3 separate regions of the Homo sapiens genome follow, and all the other regions are linked to region 3. Evidence: chromatin loops called from intact Hi-C (ENCODE). Cell type or tissue: Caco-2. All regions are shown on one strand.

What was found. A loop is a pair of places that touch in the nucleus more often than their neighbours do. Peaks named below come from ENCODE experiments on the same cell type or tissue, not always from the same donor. Only the 100,000 strongest peaks of a DNase experiment are listed, where the experiment ranks them.
Region 1: a loop joins it to region 3, with 5 times the contacts of the local background. A loop is called at or near these places in 3 of 110 quality-filtered maps.
Region 2: it touches region 3 in a loop (2.2-fold over the local background); 2 of 110 quality-filtered maps call a loop at or near these places.

The regions. Positions count from the first base shown.
Region 1 is chr7:69,745,894-69,753,893 of GRCh38, reverse strand. The region is part of intron 1 of AUTS2 (activator of transcription and developmental regulator AUTS2); the gene reads right to left. Among named protein-coding and RNA genes, the nearest start is that of AUTS2, 150 kb to the right of the region's middle. In Caco-2, no CTCF peak of the experiment used is centred here; no DNase peak of the experiment used is centred here.
Region 2 is chr7:69,673,142-69,681,141 of GRCh38, reverse strand. The region is part of intron 1 of AUTS2 (activator of transcription and developmental regulator AUTS2); the gene reads right to left. Among named protein-coding and RNA genes, the nearest start is that of AUTS2, 79 kb to the right of the region's middle. In Caco-2, a CTCF peak has its summit at 3,874 (motif pointing right); no DNase peak of the experiment used is centred here.
Region 3 is chr7:69,797,188-69,805,187 of GRCh38, reverse strand. All of the region lies in intron 1 of AUTS2 (activator of transcription and developmental regulator AUTS2), which reads right to left. Among named protein-coding and RNA genes, the nearest start is that of AUTS2, 200 kb to the right of the region's middle. RefSeq lists an enhancer at 1,006-1,055. In Caco-2, no CTCF peak of the experiment used is centred here; DNase peaks (open chromatin) are centred at 3,086 and 4,447.

The sequences.
Region 1 (8,000 bases), 51 kb after region 3:
CACAAGCCCCCATGCATGGCCTGCTGGTCTGAGAACCTGAACCTCAGGGAGACTGCCAGCTCTTCCAGAAATCCTGGGAGCCCAAGTATCTTACATTCTTAATATAAGCTCCTCCAGCTCCAGAGTGGATACAAATCTTCCTTGAGTTGGAAGTTATTTCCTGAGCCTTTAACATTTGACAAAATACCAAAATTGACTTTTGGATAAGCACTGTTGTCAACTCAAGATGATGAAAATACCACACCACATAGTTTTGGACTTTCCTGACACTAACAAAGGTTGTTCACAAACATTACCCATATTGCACCCTCACACATCCCCTTTTCATGGACAGGAAACTTCAGGAAGACTAAGTAACTCCCGCATAGCCAAAGGGGCAGAGCCTAGTTCTCCATGATCTACCAATTCTCATATTCTCTGAACTGCCCAGGCTTGTGAGCCACTGGGGAACAGAATTACCACCAAGCTTCTCCAGAAATGGAGGGCATCCTGACTCATTTTTCTCATGCCTTTCCCTAAGCACAAAAGAAAAAAAAAAACAGATCAACAGGAACAATTTCCAACTCACTGTTACAAGGTAGGGAAATTTCCACATTACGTGTATCTAGAGGCACACCAGACAAATGTATGACAGACCAGCAGACCAGCCAAACAAACTCCACAAAGAAGTAAAAGGAGATGCTCCTTTCAGCACCTCTTGTGTGCCAGGCACTGCACTTCACATTCTCACATACATGATCACATTTAAGTTTTCCAACTGCGAGGTAGCTATTACCATCCCATTTTATAATTATAAAAACTGAGGGCACAGAGGCTCAGTGACTTGCCCTAGGCCATTCAGTGAAGCCAATATCTAAACCCCAGATGTTTCTAAACACTATGCTTCATTCTAGACAGTACACAGTCGTTGGTCAGGAAACATGAGTTCCTTTGAAAAAGGTATGCTGGAGACATAAAATTACAACAAGTTAATATTACCTAGAACATACACAGCTGCTGTTCCAGTCCCTCAGCTCACCGCAGATCCAAAACACCCAGCTTCATTTCCAATTTCCCCTGAGCCTCCATCACTGACTCCTTAGAAATTTCTATTAGTCTCTTATCTCCTTTCCCATTGAAAAAGAATGCCTTCCTCCTAAAAGTCATATTTTTCCATAAGTGACCTGAAAGACAACTAGAGAGCAAGAGAACTCTTATGAACTCGACAATTTTCCATCCTCTCAAAGATTAATTCACCCACGAGTCAACCGCGAGTGTCACAATTTCAAAAACCGTTCATTTTTTAACCCAACAATTATCCTGATCAAAATAAGTCGCACACAAGATTCTGACCTTAAATACTGAGTGCAAGCGGCATTGATTAAAAGCCTTAAACTTATCCTTTTATTGGCAAAAACACATTCAGGGGCAGTTATTCACGGCATCTGGTTCAGAAATTAGATACAGAGTTAACTGTAGATTGATTAGTGCTTAGTATAAAGAAGAAAAAGACTAATTCCTATATTATTCCTGGCTCAGCAAGCGACAGCCTTGGCTTGGATCCATGACAAGGGGCCCAGAGAGACTCTAGGCCCCATCTGCACAACAGGAACCTGGGCAAGCCAAAGCTGTGTTCTGACAAGTGGTGTTTCCTCCCACTGGGAGAAAGAACACCTCTGCAGAGAGCAAGGGCCCACCCCAGCCCACTGACTCTCCCAGTGGTCCAAATATCCTGCTGTCACTGGAAAACAGCACTTCTAGGAGCCAGTGCCAGACCAGTGAACTCAAAAGAAAGGCTCCTTAGTCAGTACAGGGGCACTGTCTGGGCATTAAGGCCGGGTGTGGGGCGGGGGGTGGATTTTGGACCACATTAAGGGACAGAGAGATGGATGAGGCAAATCACCATCTGTGATAATAGTCATCAAAAAAAAATTTAACTTTTAGTGAGTACTGTGTATTGGGCACTATTATAAGAACTTCATGTGGATTAAGTAATATATGTAATCCTTCCAATTCCACAAGTTTTGTTATAACTACTATTTTAACTACAAGCTATCCGAGACACAAAAATGCTAGATAAAGTAAGATCCAAGGTCACGTTCAGCCACTAAGTGGTAGAGAAAGGATTACAACCCAGGAAGTCTAGGTTTCAGAATCTTTTAAGCCTAAACACTATACTACTATACTTCCTCATGATGACACCTGGCCATACCTTTGCAGATGCAATAAATCGAACAAGTAACTATTATATGTCTACATAACTGAAGAAGTTTATATGCTGAGAAACAATCCCACAGGCTAAACCACTGATGAATAAAGGCCTGAAGTTCAGGTCAATAATTCATCCTTTCATCTACCCTTCTTACCTTCCACCTGCCTAAATACACTTACCTCCTTTCCATCATATGGAATAGTACACGGAACAAAATTCAAAAAGTACCAAGGAGAATATAAGGAAAAGTAAGTCCCTGTCACCTCACTCTTGCTTCTCTCCTCTTCTCCCTAGAGGCATCTACTATTAGCAATAGACCAAAAAAAAAATATTTTGAACAGAATATTTAGGTCATAAATAGCATTGAAAATCATGCAACAAATGGAAAGAAATCAATCTGCCAGACCCAGAATGAAAGGCTAGTTGTGGCTAAGCAAACCTCTCAGACCCTGGGTGGCCAATTAGGCTGTTATTTATCAGACACTGCCTCAACAATATGCACATTAAGATAATTTATGAAAGGCTCAGGGAAATGTTTTTCTAGTCAATAATAATTGGTCAGGTGATCATTCTTAACTCACACACCCAAAACAAAGTTTCTTGTGGACTTGCAAGTCACTTTCGTTTTCCTGGTGATTTTTAATGAACAAAAACCTTCAAAGAAGATGTACAATTTTTCTAAACAAAATGTTTTTGGCCTCTACTGCTTGCTGTTATCCCTCCTTATTTTCCAATGCCCTTCTCCTTTTCTTCTTCCATACCTCTGATGGCTTACTACTAATATAGAAAAGGAACAAGTTCTAGGTCTGGAAGCACGGGGTTTCCATTTCATTCCACTCCCCTAATTTCAGTAAGACCTTTGGCAAGTAAGTACCACAATTCCTCAAAACTCTGTCCTCCCTAGTCTGTGAAATGAAGCTAAGACCACCAACCTTTGTCATGCTAACCAATGAAACAATGTTTCTGAAGTCAGGCCTGGTGGCTCATGCCTATAAACCCAGCACTTTGTAAGGCCCAGATCTTTACAAAAAATCTAAAAATTAGCTGAGTATGGTGGCTCATGCCTGTGGGTCTAGCTACTTGGGAGGCTAAGTGAGGAGGATCACTTAAGCCCAAGAGTTTGAGGCTACAGTGAGTTATGATCTCACCACTGCACTCCAGCCTGGGAGACCCTCTCTCTGAAAACTACTACTACTACTGCTACTACTACTACTACTACTACTACTACTAACATAGTATTTGTTATATACAAATAATAATACTAATATACTAATATAATACTACTAATAATACTAATATATACTAATATAATAGTATAATACTAATATATCTTAATATAATAATAATACTAATAACATAGTATTTGTGGAAATACTTGGCTCAGAAAGGCAATCAATATTTGTCAGCATTCCCTCCACCTTCTCATGTGGGTCAGACCTTCAAATCGAAACTTGAGAACCCACACACCCTTACGCTTTTGCCTTTTTCCAGTTCCTAATACACAACCTACCACACTGACAGAAACCAACCATGGTCATGTACTACTACACCAGCAGTGCTTAAATTTGAGTCTCGTCATCAACAGAACGAGAAAACAAGAGAACATACCAAATGAACTCTGAAGACTATGTAAATGGGGGCTGTTGCAATATGAATATCTGCAGGTTATTCAGATTCCTTGTAAACTTTTCCTCATCCCCAGGGCCTACATTCCAGATACTTCTCAAGTTGTCTGTTCAGCCAGCCCCTACAGCCCAATTCAAAGAATCAAATGTGGCCTTTTCTTTTCCTGCGGTTCTCTGCCTTCTCCTTTTCTGTCTGTGCCAGGGTGGTTTTTAAAACAAATGAGAATGGCACTCAAGAGGCAAAATGAATTCACTTAGCTCTGTGCTCCCCTCTCCCTTGCTGTTATTTATTTTTGTGTATTTCACTAGAAGCAACATTTGTCAACATGGCAGCAGAGAAGCCGCAAGCCAGCGAGAACTGTTTTTGTATAAAACAAATAACTTAAGCAGTGCAGGAGCGGTTTTGAATAAAGTTGCCATATGAACAGCCGCAAAGCGCAAAATGGTGAGCCCTTGCACTGGCTGCAGCAGCTGCTTCCACACCCAAAGAAACAAATACTCTGGAAGGGAAAAAGCTAAATTGGCTATTTACAGAAAAATTCAAAGAATTTCAATCACATGATCCAGCAACAGGCAAATCAGCACAGTCCACAGCTGAAAAGAAGATAAGGGAAGGAAGGGAAGAAAGGTGGTGCCTACAACATCTGATGAGGAAGAGGATGAGGGAATAAAGTAATGATAACTAAAGGGTACAGATTTCTTTTCGAGGAGATGAACATTTTCTAAAACTGACTGTGGTAGTGGTTGCACAACTCTGTAAATCTAAAAGCCACTGAAGTGTACACTTTAAATGGGTGACTTGTACAGTATGAGATACATTACAGTTCATAAAGATGTTGTGGGGGGCGGTGGACTCAAAGGAATAGAAGTCTGTATAAGGGAGGTATATCCTGAAGCCCCCTCACAGAGAAATCTACCAGTCTCATCACTATTTATTAAGCCCTGGGCAAGGTGCACTGCTTACATCATCTCATTCAATCCTGACAATGACCTCTTCAGGTATTATTCCCAATTTATAGACAGAGAAGCTGGGGCGCAGAGATATCTAAGGTGATTCTGCTTCTAATCAAGTATCTGTGTCCAAGTCCATGCTCCTTCTACCTCACCCCACTACCTCCCTACTCATCTAATCTCATCACTGAGGAACACAGTATTTATGCTGTTATCAGTGATTTATTTTCCCAAATAAACTTACCCCTAAGCAAATTGTTTTATTGAAACTAAACTTGACAAGAGCTCTCTGACACACTCATTATTTCCCTCTATTCTTATAAAGATACCAAAAACAAGCCTGTATGCTTCTTGTTGATGACCCACTTTCCTCTAAGAACCTGAGTCACTACATACAGTGTTGCCCTCAGGGACTCCTAGGATGTTTGAGGCTGCCTGTTTAGCCCAACTGTCATACTTTTATTTTAATAGCTATTGTGTCTCTTCCCCCTGCAGTCAACCAGAGTTCCTTATAATTGTCTGTACATCTTCAGAATACAAAATTTCTCTTTTATCTCTACCTAGCTGATTGAGTCAGGGATCAAGGGAAGCTTCACCAGAAACTGTTACTATGAAAGTTCCAGCTTTGTGACAGCTATTTGTTAATCAATGGCTTTTTCAATTTTATAACCAGAACTTAAGATAAAGAGACTGCCACCCATCTGATTTGTGGATAAGTGGAAGTTTACAACACTAACAATAATTGCTATTACATTTGACTTTTATGCAATACTTTTAATTTTTCCAAACCACCAGGCTACCCTAGCCCTTTCAAAAATTAAAGATATGGTCTCCCCACACACGCAGTTTCCCATATACTTCATTCCTTTGTACAGATGCCTTATCTAGGAAAGTTTTATCCTAACAGTATGTGAACTTCCTGAGATAAGAAATCTAAAATTGCAAACACAGTAAGCTGTTTTTAAAGGGAACATAATCTCTTCTTCCCAAACTGAGACCCTAATGAGAAGCATCCTCTCCACACAAAATTCAATAACTCAAGTTTCATATTAGGAAGAATCCATTCTAATAAGGAACCCTAAAGAAAAAATCCATAAATTTATTCTATCTAGATTCGATTTGGCTTTGAAATTTTTTTAATTAGAAAAGGAAAAAAAATACAATGCTAAGCCATCCCATATTCTACTCAGCAAAGAAACCCTATGAACTCTGCATGCTTCATGCCCATTTTACAGATTTAAAAAATGGCCTAACAGAGATTTTAAAACGTACGCAAATAATTTCTGGCACACTTTCTCTCTCTCTCTCATACACACACACACACACACACACACACACACACCCCTCTCCTTCTCTCTGTCTGTCACACACATACATATACACACACACACATACACACACACAATGACAAAAACTGTGGGAGAGCCAATCCAGTACTCCAAGCAGCTCATGCGGTGGTGGCAAATCTCAGGCTTTGAAGCCAGAAAGAACTGAATTTGAAATCTACCGTTGCTACTTCTAGTTGCGTGATCATGAATAAGCCACTTCCCTATGTGTAAAACAAAGCTAATGAACCTTTCATGTCATGCTGAAAACAAAACAAGATCTTGTTTATAATGTCCACAGTCCAGAGCTTATATTCAGCAAATTATTCATATTTTACCTCCACCACATCATTTTATACCTACATACCATATTCAAATAGCCAGCATTTACTAAGAACTTATTAACACCATGTGTGAGGAATCACTGTATATGCCATATCCAAGGTCATACCACAGTAAATGGCAGTTTGACTCAGAGTTCAAGCTACATCCTATTTTGTAAAGCAGAAGTACACAAAGGTAACTTTGCAGATAACAACACAGCAATACCCATTCACCAGAGCAGTGGTTCTCAAAGCGTGGTCCCTGACCAGCAGCACTGGCTGGCATCGCCTTGACATTTGTAAATAATGCAAATTCTTGGGCCCTGCCCTAAACCTCCTGAATCAGAAACCCTTTGGGTAGGGCCCAACATTCTGTGTTTTAAAGAGGCATCAAATCACCTGGGGGATTTGTGAAAACACAGATGCTAGGCCCAAGCAACACAGATACTTAGGCTTCTGCCACGATCTTTCCGACACTCAAACACAAAAATGCCAACAATGCCAGGCTCTTGTATCCAACTCTACCTTCTTTTTGGTCACCAGCCTTAGGCAGGCAGCATCCAAGGTCCACACCTGCAATGGCTGATGATGGTGTCCCATGCCCATCATCCAAAGATCTGAGTTTCCCCCCACAAACTCCATTCTCAACACAATGGTCAGAGTCTTCTTACCTAATACAGCCCTCGCCCACAGTGCCCCACCTCATTCAGAGCACAGGCCAAAGTCCTTATAGTACCTACAAGGTCCTATATGACCTGTGACACCTCTCCATCATCTGCTACCCCTCCTCTGCCCTATTTCTACCTCCCTCTCTGCTCTAGTCAGGCTGACGTCCTTGCTACTCCTCAAACACGGCAAGAGCACCCACTTAGGACACTTGTACCTTGCAGTGTCTCCACCCAGACTAATGTTCTCCTAAGAAGAGTTGCGCAGCTCATTCCATTCCCTCTTCAAGTCTTTGCATAAAGGTAACCTTAGAGAGGTCTTTCCTGATGACTAGCACCTCCATCTCAGCACACCTTTATTCCTACACCCTGAATTATTTCCCTCCACAGAATGTATCACCATCAGAGATACCAAATATTTACTTGGTGTTTATTTGCTTGAAGTCTGTTTCTCCCAAGTAGAAGGTAAGTTTCATGAGCACAGAGCCTGTTTTGTTTGTTGCTGTATCATCAAAGCCAAGAGGAGAGCCTATCAAGCATCCATAACCATATACTCAATGAATTAATAAATGAGAGAACACAGTTAATCCCAAATAACTTAGAAAAAGCAGCCAAATGTCATAAAAAATGTTGATGTAGGCCAGGCACAGTGATTCATGCCCTATAATCCCAGTACTTTGGGAGGCTAGGGCAGGAGGATTGCTTGAGGCCAGGATTTCAAGATCAGCCTTGGTAACATAGGGAGACCGTGTCTCTAAATTAAAAAAAAAAAAATTCTTTTAATTAGCGAGGCACGCCTGTAGTTTCAGCCACTCAAGAAGTTGAGGCAGGAGGATCACTTGAGCCCAGGAGCTCAAGGCTGCAGTGAGCTATGATCGTGCTCCTGCATTTCAGCCTGGGCAAAAGAGTGAGACTTTGTC
Region 2 (8,000 bases), 120 kb after region 3:
TAAACAAATGTGGTATATACATTCAATGGAACAGTATTCAGTCTTAAGAAAGAAAATTCTGTCATATGGTACATGAACTTTGAAGACATTGTGCTAAGTGAAATAAGTCAGTCACAAAAAGACAAATACTATGTAATTCCATTTAGATGAGGTATCTAAAATACTCAAATTCAGCTGGGTGTGGTGGTTCATGCCTGTAATCCCAGCACTTTGGGAGGCTGAGGCTGGCGGATTACTTGAGGTCAGGAGTTCAAGGCCAGCCTGGCCAATATGGTGAAACCCTGTCTCTACTAAAAATACAAAAATTAGCTGGGTATGGTGGCGCGAGCCCGTAATCCCAGCTACTCAGGAGGGTGAGGCAGGAGAATCACTTGAACCTGGGGGATGGATGCTGCAGTGAGCCGAAACCATACCACTGCACTCCAGCCTGAGCAACACAGAGAGCCCGTCTCAAAAAATAAAAAATAAAATAAAATACTCAGATTCATAGAAAGAGAAATGAGAATGGTGCTTACCAGGGGCTGGAGGGAACAAGGGAGGGGAGTTGTTGTTTAAGGGGTATAGAGTTTCATATTCACAAGATGAAAAATTTCTGGAGCTCTGTTTCACAATGAAATGACTATACTTAACACTACTGAAGTATCTACACTTTAAAATGGTTAAGATGGTACACTTTGTAATATTTTTTTAACACAATAAAAAACAACAATGATAATGCGTGTATGCTAGCACACATGCACAATAAGTAGATAAAGACAGGCCTAGGGACAACTCATCTTAAGTAGCTGTTTAAAGTGATTTCATGCAAGTAATTGAATCAGACAGTATATTTGCCACCTGGATTATAACTGCTAAACAAAATGCTCAAAAGCCAATTCTGACAATCCCTACCTATGTAACCATACTTAAGTATTCATAAATGAATCAATGAATGACTTGAATCAATGGATTACTTCTGAAAAACAACTACTATAGGATTTCTATTTAGTATAAGGCAGCATGCCTAAACCCACTTCATGATAAGAATAACATACACGTGCCATTAAATTTTTCCAATGTAACAGGAAAAAAAGTCAATGCTCTTCCAAAACACATCTAACTAAAAAATGTAGTATCTATGTAGAGACAAGTATATAATGTTAAAAGAAAACAACTGTTTAGTCAAGAAATGGTAATTCTTATAAGTTTTTTTAAAGGAAGAAAAGGGGACTGATTTCATTCAAAGGTCCTTGTGTGTCACAAAAGTTAAAAAAAAATTTTCTCAAATGTCTAAATTCAACCAAGTAAGGCAACACTCAACCATTTCATCCAGTTAAAATAAATAAAACTAAAAATCTATTCCATAGATGATGTATGTAACTGACATTTGCTTCTACTCCCCAAAATAAATTATTACTGACATGAAATATACAATCACATATCTTACAAGCCCAAAACATAGAAATGCAAAAGTACACACAGTCTTCTCTTTCCTGATTTCTTCCAAATGTAGATCATTCCCAGAAGTATTTTTTTCATTATTTAAAACTATCAATCTAGAAAGATTTCAATGCAGACAGAGTTATTTTTTTACATTTGAAATGTCTGCCGAACAATCTACCAGGTATCACACATCATCATTTATTTCCATAAAATCAACACAAATTTTAAAATGCAATAGCTAAGTTTACTGAACACTTAGTTATAACTGCCTCAATATTAACTAAACAATTCTCAGAGCTGCCTTATAAGGTAAGACCTGGAATCCCCATTTTATAGGTAAGATAACTGAGGCATGTAGCTAAGGCATTGTTGAGCCTGAATGTAAATCCTGGCAGACTGGTTCCAGAACCCATGCTATTATATTAACCACTACCAATACTATCGCCCATTAATGTACATGAAAGACACTGACACACTGGTCAATTCTTCTGTAACTCCAGGAAATGGTCCTACAGAGAGAACTAAAGAGAAACTACGAATGCCAAACATTCTGGCCTTGGCCAGTCACAATCTCTCTAGCTTTGTTTTTCTTATTGTGAAGTAAGTTTAAAAAATCCAACACCTGATAATATAGTTGGCTGGAAACAAAACCCAGCAAAAATATACACATATACTTCACTATGGCGACAGCATGGCCAATTACTCTCCTGATATCTCCCTTCTTCCACTTCCAATCTAGAGACAGGCCTTCCTTTGCCAAACATACTTTCCCATCCCCACAAAAGTAATTCTACAGCAAAACGTGCAGCATTATCGGCAAAAGCTAAACAGAAGGAGTCAGCATCTCTCTTCTAAGCCATGTCCCTGTCTGAAATATAATACAGTGGGCAAGTTGTTTCTCTGAAATAGATGGATCTATGGTTTGAGGGCAGCACAGAGCGTAAATCTGTCTCCATGAATGGCTCACGCCGTGTCTTTCTCGTTTTGTGTGCTATTGTGTGCTATCTGGCAATATATCTGTCACAGCTCTACTTCCTCCCTTCCACAAGAACAAAAGTTGAGAGAGATTGGAAATACAACCCCAGGCACAGCCTTATAAAGGCCACAATTGAGTTTCTGAAAACTCCAGGCCAACTCTAGGCAAAGCACCAGTTCAGCCTGTCTGTACACGAGGCAATTTGGTTAAGTAATAACACCATTTCGCCATGATTTTTGTTCCGCTCACAACAGAAATCATATCAGAGAAACCACGACTTACCATAAAATTATTTTAAAAAGAGAAACTTGATTCTGATATCCAAATAGAATATAAATTCTGCTTTTACACACGCTGGTCCCATCTGTAACACCCAGAAGTCAATTCAAGAGGCTGTAGACAGTGAAGGGATAACTTCAGATTTCCCTTGAAATGTTTTTGCAGCCTCAGCAGAAATTCAAAATGCCAGTAGTGTTGCTCTCAGTGTCTCTGTTCTGGCCCCCAAGACCCACAGGCCTGGCTTCCTCCAAGAAATGCTTGCATGAGGATCAAGCAGGGGACGAGTTTTTCCTGTGCCTGTCAGAAAGAATACTGGCCTTTCAGATGAGCACTTCCAGATTTCATAGGTCAGCCTGAGAACTTAAAACACTATTACAAAATCATTGTCCTTCAGCCCCAAGCATCTTAAAAGTAATTTATCAGCAGCATCACTGCCAACCTTACCCCAAGAGCTTGCTTTGGCATAACAACTGTTCAGGGTCTCAAAATGGGCTTTTCCAGAGAACTCGTAGAGGTCCCTGTGTTTAAATTACTGATCCCAAAACTCAAAATAGAATCTCAGCCCATTTGAAAACTGCACTTATAAAAACCACCATTTAGGCTCAAAGCTATGTAATTTGCAAATGCTCCTGCTTCTGTCTAAGTTTGCTTTTGGTGCTTAAAATCCAGCCAAAGGATGGAATTTAATACAACTACAAAATTAACAACAGATGGCCTAGTACATTTAACCTAGAGGAGTAAACAATGTGAGCGATGTCTCCAAAAAATAAATCTCCCCAGGAAGGCTATAAGAATATCTGAAAAACACCAAAATAAAAACTGGTGACTTCAAAAACGAAACTCAAACCCAGATTAGATCATCATGTAAGCATTACCATTTCCCTAACAATAAGTGTCAGTTTCTCCTTTCATCCACGTAGACCTTTTGTTAAGGACAAGATACCATCTTTTTTCCTCACTCTTCAACAACTTTCTCATCCTATAGAAGGGAAACGCTGGCAAAGGCTGGGTTAATGCTGGGGTTTCCAGTTAAGCACTATAGTTTTACAACAGTACAAAAATAACCAATTTTCAAACTATCAGAACACAATAAAAGATATTCAGCATGAACTTTAATATAATGTAGCTTTCCTTTGAAGACCCTGGAAAACTTGTACCTTGGATTTGTTGCCAGAAACATCAGTTATCACTATTAGTCAAGGTAGAGTGATGGGCAGCTCAGAGACCAGTAGGGGGCCACTAACTAAATCTTAACATCAAGCACCTCACTTCTCTGGGCTTTTGGCTGTCTTTATTTATAAAGAATGGTACACAGAGACTCTCTAAACTCTATCAGCTCTGACAGCCTATATTTCTTCAGAAACCCTTATACTCAAAAAGCTCCATTTAACAAGACATCCAAATAGATTAGATTTTCTATCTCTCTTCAGAAATTTTCTATCAGCTGATAATTCCCAAGGAATCTCCATAAACAGGCACCAAAATTGTCCACTGTTAAAATGAATGATGAGAAGCTGTGTGTTCTTGAAAAGCATCTACATATGAAACATAATGCACTTCCTTTACCCTTCTGTGAAAAAAATCTACTTCAATATATGAAGCATGGTCAGAAAACAGTTTCAGAATACTTTAAAAAAAAAAAAGAAAAAAGAAAAAAACCAGAGTTTCAGGAATAAATAAGAATTTAGGGCTGGCAGGTAGGGAGCCTATCCACTGAAAAATTAACTAAAAAGAGAAGTAAGATTTCCACAGAATACTGAAAAGTAATCATCGTTTATTTTCAGTTTTTCCTCCCCAAGATGGACATATGGCTATAGAGGCACAAAAATGTCTTACCATTCTAATATTTAAATTGTCAGACTTACTTAAGTCACACTTATTTAAGTCAAGATACCTTGCCATAGTTGACTTAAACCAAATTGTGAAGCATAAGACCTCCATTTCTTTATCTTCCCCCAGACCAAGACCTGAAAAGTTACAAGAGGTGGCTCAGGACTCAGTTTATAGTCATTTCTAGAAACATCTGCATTTTAAAAAGAGCAAACCAGGACATGGCCTTGCCTCAGCAACTCTCTAAATGCATAAAGACTTTAAAGAAAGTGATCTCAATGGAGGGGAGAGAAAAGGTTTGTTCAGAGATGCTAACATCCCAGGATACAGGTTTAGATTGCTACAAAAGCCACCCTAGGTAGTCTCAGGGCCATACCTAAGGGTCTACAACTAGTTCCTTTGAATCCCCAAATGCTTCATCTCCCTTCTAATATTCTGTAAGGTATATTACACACTGATGTGACTACAAATAATTTCTTATTTTTAGAATGTCATGCCATCCTTCTGAATAACTGGAGATATTTCTGAACACCAGAACCTTTGGTTCAGGAATTGCCAACTCAACTCCTTAGGTATGCACAGACTGGGATCCAAGCAGGTTCTACCTTCTCTTTCAGTCTTCCTGTCTACCTGCAGCTTACCAATATAATACCTTCTACAAGCACATGGATGATCTGCCAATATATAATGTAAAAATTATTTTAAAATGTACTCCTCACACTTAGTTTCCCGGTCTGCGAAATGATGTCAGTCCTCAGATGTGAATATATATACATACAAGTACACACATCATGGGACTGTGGGTGCAAAGAGTCAAACCTCAGCCAAGGCCGGACACAGTGGCTCACACCTGTAATCCCAGCACTGTGGGAGGCCAAGACAGGAGGACCACCTGAGGTCAGGAGTTCGAGACCAACCTGGCCAGCATAGAGAAACCCCGTCTCCACTAAAAATACAAAAATTAGCCAGGTGTGGTGGCGCACACCTGTAATCCCAGTTTCTTGGGAGGCTAAGGCAGGTGAATGTCTTGAACCCGGGAGGCAGAGGTTGCAGAGATGAGACCACACCACTGCACTCCAGCCTGGGATACAGAGCAAGACTCCATCTCAAAAAAAAAAAAAAAAAAAAACCCTCAGCCAAAACCACCCTGAGAAATGATCACAGCACAGTACAGTATTCTGCTGGGTGGAGAAGGATCAAGTCCTAGAGAGATTTAGGTGTCTAGATGAATCTGTTAAAAATCTTAAAAAGTTTCACTAGTCCTGGAGACAAAATACGTTAGTATATTATTAGAATAAATTTGTAAAATTATTTTTTAAAAGCAACAATGGAAACAAATAGCAAGATTCAAGTTTCATGTACGTCTAAAAAAGTTCTAATATAAAAGCCAGCTTCTCATCAAGGAAGTAGGCCACATACAGAAAAAAAGGTCAGGATCTCACACTTAGGCTATTTAAAAGAGGTTAGTGCTACCAGAGACTCCTTATTGATTTGGTAAGATTCCCAGAGCAGAGAAGCAGGGACTTTCTCCCTCTGTCTTGTTGCCAAAGTGAAAGCACTATCAAGGGTAAACTGTGGTCAGACCAGTTTCACCTCTTTTAAAGAGCTACACCATTGTCAACTGTCAGTCACAGGGTTAAAGACACCAGACTAACATATTAACAAATGCAACCAACTAAAGAAAATACACAGGAGCCCAAATTATAGGATGCTGTGCACACACTTCGGAATCTGTTCCTGCAGTACGCCTTCTGTCCTGACCCACGTTTCTTGTCCCTCTCACAGCCTCACCACAGAGCATTCAGCTTGACTACTCTTTTCCCTAGCCATCTGACCTGCAATCAAAGCACACAGGCCACACCAGAGGAACTGTGATAAAACAGTTCATCCTCACCACACACTGAATACCTCAATTTCATTATGCCTGCCACGGTTATTTGATTCATTTTTGCCCAATAAATTAAAAATAACTGATTAGATTCTCAGCCCTTATTCCCTACCCACCCACCCATGCCCCTGTGATGAACTCTCAGGCATGACAGCCATAGAATAATAATTTAATAGCTATTATTATTAAAATTACAATAACAACCAACATATATTAAGTGTTTACAATGTCTCAGGCACTGCTCTAAATAATTTAGAAGTGTTGATACATTGACATGGTGGAGACTCCAATCATCTCCATCTCACAGGTAAGGACAGTAAGCACAGAGAAGTTAAGGTCCCACAGCTCAAGAGTCAGACCAGCACCCAGATCCAGGCAGTCTCCAGAGCCCCTGGTCTTAACCACTATGCCACTCCAGTTCTCAAGAGAGGCAGCCAGAATGGAAGACAAACAGCCTCCAGAGAAGGTACCTGAGAAATTTTTGTCCACTTGCCTATTCCAGGAATTGCTCATGAAATTGCTTTTTTGTCTGTTACATAATGAAGTTTCATAAACAACAAGTACAGAATCAGTGAAATGGTCAGGGAGACAAAATGGCACTCTTTTCAGGCTTGTCCCAGACACACTGGGAGGCTTGTCCCAGACACAGTGGGAAACCTCTGTCACTCTCTAAATGTGCCTTTGCAAAACAGGAGCAAGACTTCCTGGTGCTGTTTTACCTGTTAAATGGCAAATACATAAATTAAATATTTGCAATATTTTTAAAAGATTACATATTTAGAAAAATATATAAACTCACTTAGGAAGTTAAAGCATCTATGAAGAAAAGTTTGTGTCTAAACAAAACAATCACTAAACCCTTATTTCAGACTTCTGGGTTTCAATAACAGATTCTCATTTTTGGCTTAATAGTCCACATCAATCTCCTTTTCCCTGGAGCACATGGTGGAATAGAAACTAATGTCAAAAAGTTGATGTGACTTCTGATGTAAGTAACCCACATCAAACCCCAGTACTATTAGTTGGCAAAGTTACCCCATAATTATAAGACCTTTCTACCAATAAGGAATTCAGACTATTGACAGAAACACAAATATAGCCTGATTCTATCCTGATTTTAGGGCCAACTTCTTAATGAGAATCTTCCCTCTTGTTACAAGCAACTTGTGTGAACACAAACTTGCCCATGGACATTGGTGAGGCTGGCTTCTGGATAAGTGAAGGAAGCAATAGGCCTGAACATCCATGATTATTCCTTAACAGGTTTCTATCTCTCCGTTAGGCCCCTAAATATACATGGCAGAAAGCAGAACAAAACTGTCTTTAGCGCCATAGAATAACTGCCACATAGGCAGACCATCTTTCTAGGTTCAGGGAATAAGGTCATATGAGGATCAGGGCTCCCTTTAATACAATCCCCAGCCAGCCTGTCATTCTCTTTCTTTACTTACTAAAAGTACCAGGAACAGGCCTGCCAAATTTCCTTTTTTAGCACCACAATCTCTTGCCTTAACCAGACAGTCTCCTTCTGTGCCCCACTAAAGCACAGAATACAATCCCCATATCTAAAAACACACAGTCCTTTCCAAAAAAAATTTTTTTAAG
Region 3 (8,000 bases):
CTCCTGTTATCAAGGCTGCTACTTAAGTCAACAAGGCATTGGGCTGAGACTATAAACACTGCCACAGTGGATCATATTCACAGTCCATCCTCACATCAGCACTCTGCATCTGACAATCAACTGCACCAAATAAGAGTTTAAAGGAAGATATAACTGTCCTCTCTCATATAAAAGTTAAAATATCAACTGTTACAAGCTCAAGAGACTAAAAGGAAAGCAACGTCTGTCTGTGTAGTGATTCTTAAAGTTGGGTATAATCACAGGAGGGCTTGTTAAGACACAGATTGCTGGCTTCCTCCTCAAAGGTTTCTGATTCAGGAAGTCATGGTAGAGCCTTGGAAATCTGCATTGCAAACAAGTTCCCAGATGATGATGATATTGCTGCTTCGAAGACCACACTTTGATAACCACTATTCTGGTAAAGAAGTAAAATCCAGAGATGCTACAAATCGAGACAAGAAATGTGATAACAAAACTCAGCACGATTCTCGACAACAACTCAGGTCTGTCACCATCCATGTAACTGTGGGGTTCATGATCCTACATTTTGGCTGTCAACAGGAATAAAACTAATAGATCAGGAGAATGATAAAGCAAAGTCTGGGCTAGTAAGTATATTTAAGTCTTCATTGGAGGCACTATAGGATTAACTATCATGGCAGCTCTTTACTGACTCTTAGAAAGTAGAGACGAAGGTGACACTTCAAATCCACCCTAAACTCAGCATTTCAGAGTTGAGTCAGGAACCAAGTGAGGTAAACCTCTGACATGCTATAGGAGCCACTAATGAACTTAAATTCAACATCAAAGGTATGAGAAGTTTCACACAGTGAGGACTGAAAGCTCTGTGTGCCCACTGGGGGATACCTGCAACACTACTGTGCTTTGTGAAAATGCCATTTGAGTAAACTACAGATGTGTACGTGACCATATATGTGTGTTATGGTTTCACACCCACTCCCCCAGCAACACTCCCATCTCTTCCCTCCTGTCTTCCTCCTATCTGTCACTGCTGCTCAAATACTATCAGCCAATATTAACTTATTGCTCACCAGGGACATCACAATCTACATTTTCTTAGGGAAATAAAGGTTGATTCTGGAAATACACGTTGTTTAGTATGGTGTCAATGGAAAATGAAAAAAAATTTTCTTTGAGACAAGAGTCTCACTCTGTCACCCAGGCTAGAGTGCTGTGGTGCAAACAATGATCACTGCAGCCGCAACCACACAGGCTCAAATGATCCTCCCACCTCAGCCTCCTGAGTAGCTGGAACCACAGGTGCCTGGAACCACGCCTGGCTAATTTGTTTGTTTATTTTGTAGAGACAGTGTCTTGTCATGTTGCCCAGGCTGGTCTGAAACTCATAGAATCAAGCAATCCTCCTGCCTTGGCCTCCCAAAGTGCTGGGATTACAGGCAAAAGCCACCATGCCTGGCCTAGAAAATGAAATTTAAAGAGTTCTGAAAAATGTTAAGTCCCAAAGAGAAAAGCATGTGCCACTGTTAGAGGCCTCCCCGGGAACAGGTGGGAACAGTTGAGTTTAATTAGCTTATAGCTGGTACTGACTGTATGGGAAGGCAGGGATTTGTTTTTTGACTCCAAGTCTTCAGGTTATATTTTCTGTAACTGTTAACAACTACAAGGACTTTTTTTTTTTCCAAAGATGGTAACATTTGTATGCAAGGACTTTTATTTGGTGTTTACAGGAAACAGAGGAGAGAAACCAAGATGGTAAGGATTTCCAGCAAAGCAATCCAACATCATTATAGAGAAGCAAACCCAGTGAGTTTTGTTATATTAGTGGGCATCGGTGGCTTCTAGATGGCCCCCACTGGCACATGCACAGTCCCCAGAAAGTGACCACATGTGACAAGTGACAGCATTTATTCAAGAGTTCTCTCCAATTGGTGCACTTCAGAGCTGATCATCAAAGAGAAAGGAGTGCACGGTACATCAGCAGTCTGAACTACAGTATTCCAAGTAAAGCAATTCCTTCAGGAAGACTATGAAATGCAGGTATTTATAATTCTGCTGAGACCCCAAACTGATTATTGCCCATTGTGGGAGGAGCTAAAAACCACCCAGTCCAGTAACAACAGCTGAACTTGGGTTTGTCATTCTCTTTTATTAAGCATACACAAACTGTCATGTGGACAACGACATTTTTGAGGAAATGACCTCCAAATGAGGGGGAAAGTGTCAATGAAATTTGAAACAGCAATTAACTTATGGTGTTTCTGCCATGAACAGTCAACACACAATTCTCTGAAGAACTGTCAATATAAACAGAACCAGTATTCTGTACAAAGATCTTCGCAATGGAAGATTTAAGAATTCACAAAGAATTCATCCCTTACTAATATACTGTTCCCTTGGGCTCTCCAGCAGCATACTAAGGCCAAGTCCTAAGGAGCATTAAACCCAAAGCATAGATGGGTAATCCAGAAAAACAAAACACTGAAAAGCAAGATGTTGGTTTACTTACCCCAAAAAGTCAGGTGCTTTGACCAACAGCAATCAATGATGGTTATAGCACAGGCACTATGAGCCAGTACTCTAAGGTTCAGAAAGAACCTAAAGTTCCTCTCCAGTTGCAGAGACAAGACTGCTGCACAAATAAGCAATTACAGAAGATAACATTTCATTACCTAATGAAATGAGTTCACAGTTAGTGTTACAGGACAACAGATAAGGAAGCCATCAAGGAGACAGAAGTAGACAGAAAAGCCCTTCCGTTATCAATCAGAGTAAGTTATCAGGTCCCCATGCAGGGGACACTGTGATAAGACTGCATAAACTACTTAAGTGAGAAATACACTGTGCCCTGAAGGAAAAACAAGATCTGAGAGAGGTGGTTCCACCACAAACTAGAGCTTAGAAAATAACAAAACACAAATTCTGACCCATGAAAAGGAAAAGACAGGCTTTTTCCTTAGGGCCTTTTCCATAAAACTAAGTTGGCAAGAAGAAACATACGCTCTCCCCTTAACATACGTCTTCAGGCTAAGATTTAGTCAGGGAAACTATCCAAAGACAGGAAACATTTGCAGATTCTGATCAAACAGGCCACTGAAAGCCCAACCTGCTGGTCTGGCCAACGTAATAAACATGAGGGATGAGGAGCACATTCCAAAGAGCTATGCACACTGTCCTACCTCACTTCTCCCAAATACCCACCTGGCTTACTTCCTCACCCCCTTTTAGGTAATTACTCAAGAGTTGCCTTCTCAGTGACTCCTTTCCTGGCCACTGAATCTAAAATTGCATGCCCCACCACCACAACAGCACACATCACATCATTTCCTGGCCCCCTTTCCTCCTTCCTAGCACTTACCAGTTTCTAATACTCTAGATATTAGACGTTTCTTTATTGACATTCCCTTCCACTAAAATGCATGTTCCATTGAGTCAGAGAGATTGTTGTCTGTTTTGTTCACTGTTGTGTCTTGAGCACCTAGAAAAGTGCCTGACATATATCAAACAATCAACAAAACTGTTGAATGAATGAATAAATGAACAAATGCATGTTTGTACTGACACCTGTGGGAAGTTTTGTTTTAAGATAGTACATAATGTAGTAAACACTTCAATGGAGAGTAATGTCTTTTATTATACATACACAAACATATTTATGTATATATACACCACATATATATACCTATATATCTTATATTTATATTCATTTATATACCATATATAGGTATAAATATTTTATATATAGGTATATCTTATTTATATACATACATATATATGTATATATGGTATATCAATAAGACCATCAAGGTAGAGCTTTATTTGCAGAAAGGTTTGCCCAGTTTTAGGTCCATCAGCAGGCACATAAAATGTTTTTAATCGTATCAACTTCCATCTCCTTTCTGTTTATTTTTAATCATTCTTTCTCATAGAACCTAGCAGCTAAATCTAGCCATGTTAATTACCAATGCTGAAATTGGCAACTAGATCCCTGCCAGTCACCCCATTAATTAACATATTGTTTTATTATGCTTTTATTCAGTCAAAAAATGTTTATTGATAACCTGCTATGTCCCATACCTTATGCCTAGCAATGAGGAAATGGTGAGCAAGAATCCTTATCCTAGCAGAACAGACAGTCCAGGGGGATAACAGTAAGTATGAACGAAAAACTGTAGTAAGTTATTCTAGGGGAAATGAGGGGACCATAGAAGCATACAGCAGGAATACCTATTCTAGTTTAGGAAAGGTGAAAGAAGTGTTATTTATGTAGAATTATCTAAAAGATATATAAGAATTAGCCAGGTAAAAAGGTGAGGGGGTAAGAAGTACTCCAGATAGAAGGAATGTAAATAAATGGGAGGGCTTGGAAAGAAAAACACAGCCCTCTTCAGGAACAGTGCAGGGAGGGGCTGGGGAAAAAGGCAAGATCTATTTGACCCTGGAGAGGTGGGCAGGGACCTAGTCACATGTGGCCTTCTGACTCATAGTACTTGTCAAGAGCTTCTATGCCTCCAAGGCTAGCTGCTATCAAGGGAGCAGAGATAAATCAAACTCTGCCAGAATTCTTGACCTTTGGCATACTCACTGCCAGACACTTTCTGAAAGCCAATAAACTATGGCTAGTGGAAAGTGAGCATTTCTTAAAAATATCAAACTGGAGTAAGTACTGTGGGCAGAGGTAACTTCACAATGTCACCCCAATAGTGTGCCAGATGTTAGGGGGGCTTATCATACCAAAGGCAGGAAAAGACACCAAAAAGAAGGACTGCTTTGGACTTCTACAACAGGGATGTATCTGTTGATCCCAGAAATAATCATAGGTATTACCCATTTCTACCAGCTCAACCGCTTCCCCTGCTTTCCCTGCTGTCCTAATTTCTAGTCATTCTGCCTTGATTTTTTTGTTTAACCTTAATTATCACATGTTCTCAACTAGCCTGCACTCTTGCTACATGGAGATTTGAGTAGGGGCTTTCCTAAAGCTGATCCTGGAACAGATAACCCTGATACCCACAAGGCAGCTGGGAATACATTGACCTGGAGTGAATAGTCAGAAACAAATTTCCTGTTACATATTTATCTGACTTACACTGGTTTGATTCGAATGTTTCAGAGAGTATATGCTTAATAACCAAGATACTGATCTATCCTTACATACATAAGGTTACTGACACATGAGTTATTACAAATAATAACCCTTAAATCTATTTTGGTAAATGCTGATTATCAGCTAGTTCTTCATTATCTTTAGATTTTAAGAATGAAAAATAATGTCATTTATAGGGAATTTTTTAGATAGTAGGAACTGCCCAGGTAAAAAGGTGAGGGGGTTGGGCATACTCCAGACAAAAGGAACACACACAAATGGGAAAAGCTCAGAAATAAAAACACAGCCCCTCAAGGAACAGCACCAGGAGGGGGCGGGGAGAGCTTAGATTTCTAATGAGGAAAAAAAGACTGAGGCACAATAGCAAATATTTGGATTTACAAATCAAAAAACCACATAGAGAATGCCAAGGAGTTTTAAGAAATTCCATGTATGATTATGCAGGTTATAGTCCCTCATATGTAACTCAAATGAAAACTGCCCATCTGATTTTCCAGAGTGCTAACTGTATCACTGTAGATTTAACAGTAACAGCTGAGCAATTTCTGAGATGTCAGTGTAAGAAGTCCCATGCTCATGAACCCATGAATGACACTTCCCTGCCTGTCTAAAATACCGGTTCCCCAAACTCGCTGGACCTCAGAGGCACCTGGAGACTTGCCTCTGGTTTAAAATGGAGACTTTGCTGGGCATTGTGACTGTGGTCCCAGATACTCAGAAGGTAGAGGTGGGAGGACTCTGAGCTGAGGAGTTCAAAACCAGCCTGGGCAACAGACCCCATGTCTATTGGTAAAAACATAAAAATGAAGACAACGTAGACTCCCAGGTTCCACCAGGAGGCATTCTCATTCAGTGAATCTGGGTTGAGATACCAAAATTCGTATTTTTAATAAGTGCCACAGGAGATTCTAAAGCTGGTGGTACAGACTTAACTCCACCACTTTCTGGATCAGTGGTCCTCAAAACAAGTTCACCCTGGATCCAGGGAAGGCATAAACTGATCCACTGTGATTGAGGAAAAAAAAAATACCATACTTACATATAATTTTTTTCTCTCTAGCCTTATTGAGGGGTGTGTATGTGTGTACTTATATACACACTTTTTTTTTTTTAGACTAGGTTTCGCTCTGTTGCCCAGGCTGGAATGCAGTGGTGCCATTAAAGCTCACTGCAGCCTCGAACTCCTGAGCTCAAGCAGTCCAACCACCTCAGCCTCCCAAGTAGCTGGGACTACAGGCGTGCACCATCACACCCAGCTAAAATTTTAATTTTTTGTAGAGATAGGATCCCACTATGTTGTCCAGGCTGATCTCAAACTTCTGGCCACAAGCAGTCCTCCCACCTTGGCCTTCCAAAGTGCAAGGATTACAGGAGTGAGTCACCACACCCAGCTATTTTTAATTGTTCGGGCAACTTCCGTACTAATTTCCGTAATACCAATAATAATTTATATCCCCACTAATGGTGCACAAGACTTCCCTTTTCTCCACATTTTTAACTTACATATATTTTATAACTTCATTTATGAGTACAGTATGTAAACATATGGACAATGCATAATCAAATTCTCTTTCTAGAAAAGATACATAACAAAAAAAAATTAGGGGCCACAGTTAGGAGTACTTTTGCCTAGAAATAAAACTGAATACTCCAGCATCCCAGGGGAAAGGAAAGGCATATGGAACTGAAAGAATAATACCCTGAAGAGGGGGTAATGCAACGTTTACCGAACGCACTGAAGGGAAAGGCAAATCGCAAGGAGAGCCCCAGTCATGTCCCAACCTTAGAGAAAATCACTTGGGGTATCATCTTTCTCATGTGTAAAATGAGTAAAGGGGTGATCCACATGTTCTCTTACGTTCCTCCCAGCACAAACACACTACAGTTTATAAAGCACTGATGAAGAGGAACCATGAGTGAGGTAATGAAGGGTGGTACATGCTATTCCTCACAAGCTCGAAATAGATCAACAAAGTCTGGAAAATGCCTGTCACGCAGACAGAAGCCCATCACTAGAATCATAAAACATTAACGCTTTGATAGCTTCAGGACCCCCACATTTCATGGATTAAAAAAAAAAGCTCACAGTGGAGACTTGTTCTGACCAAGAAGTCCCAGGTGCCCAGTAGCATAGCCAAGTTACCTGATCCCCAGAGTGTGATGCTCTCACTATACAAGTCTCCTTCCTTTCGAAAGTAAAGAGACTTTCTAAGATGCCAGAGGCCCAGCATTCTGAAGATAAAAAATAAGGTCCATTCATTGTTCTCAAATATGATTTATGTTTGTAACCTTTACAAGAAGGAAAAAAAATGTTTTGGGATTTGTTTTACCTCCCTGTTTCTTTTTTTAAAATCTGAGAAACTGGTGAAGACATAACCTTATAGTGTTAGAAAAGAAAATTTAAGAGCATCTTAAATAAGGAAGCCCATTGTGGCTCTCAGTGAGGCTGCCAAGAGCCCACATGAGAGCAGAGGTCTTCTGGAACACCACAAATTCCCAGTGGCCTCCAAGCGCAGGCTCTTCCTTTCTATTCACAAGACCCAGAGACAGGCAAGGTCAATTTCCCTTCTCATTTTCCTGCATATCTAAAACTCTCTTTAATGTGAATTTAAAAGGACAAAAATGGAGTTAAGAGCTTCACGTACCTGTGAAGGGGAACCACTGCCTTCCTTGCAGCCCCAGAAATACTGAGTGGGCACTGGAAAAGCACAGCAGCCCAAGATCAGATTCGGGATCTGCACATAATCCTGGACTGAGAGCAGCTCCTCAAGTCTATTGAATCTTAACTCTATGGCTTGGGGAGCTGAAAACGGAACATGTCCCCCCAGGTAATACTCAAGCACAAAGCAGTTTGAGAATCACTGATTTCCAGACAAGAAGGCAGGGGTATCTGGGCTCTGCGTAATACTACCCA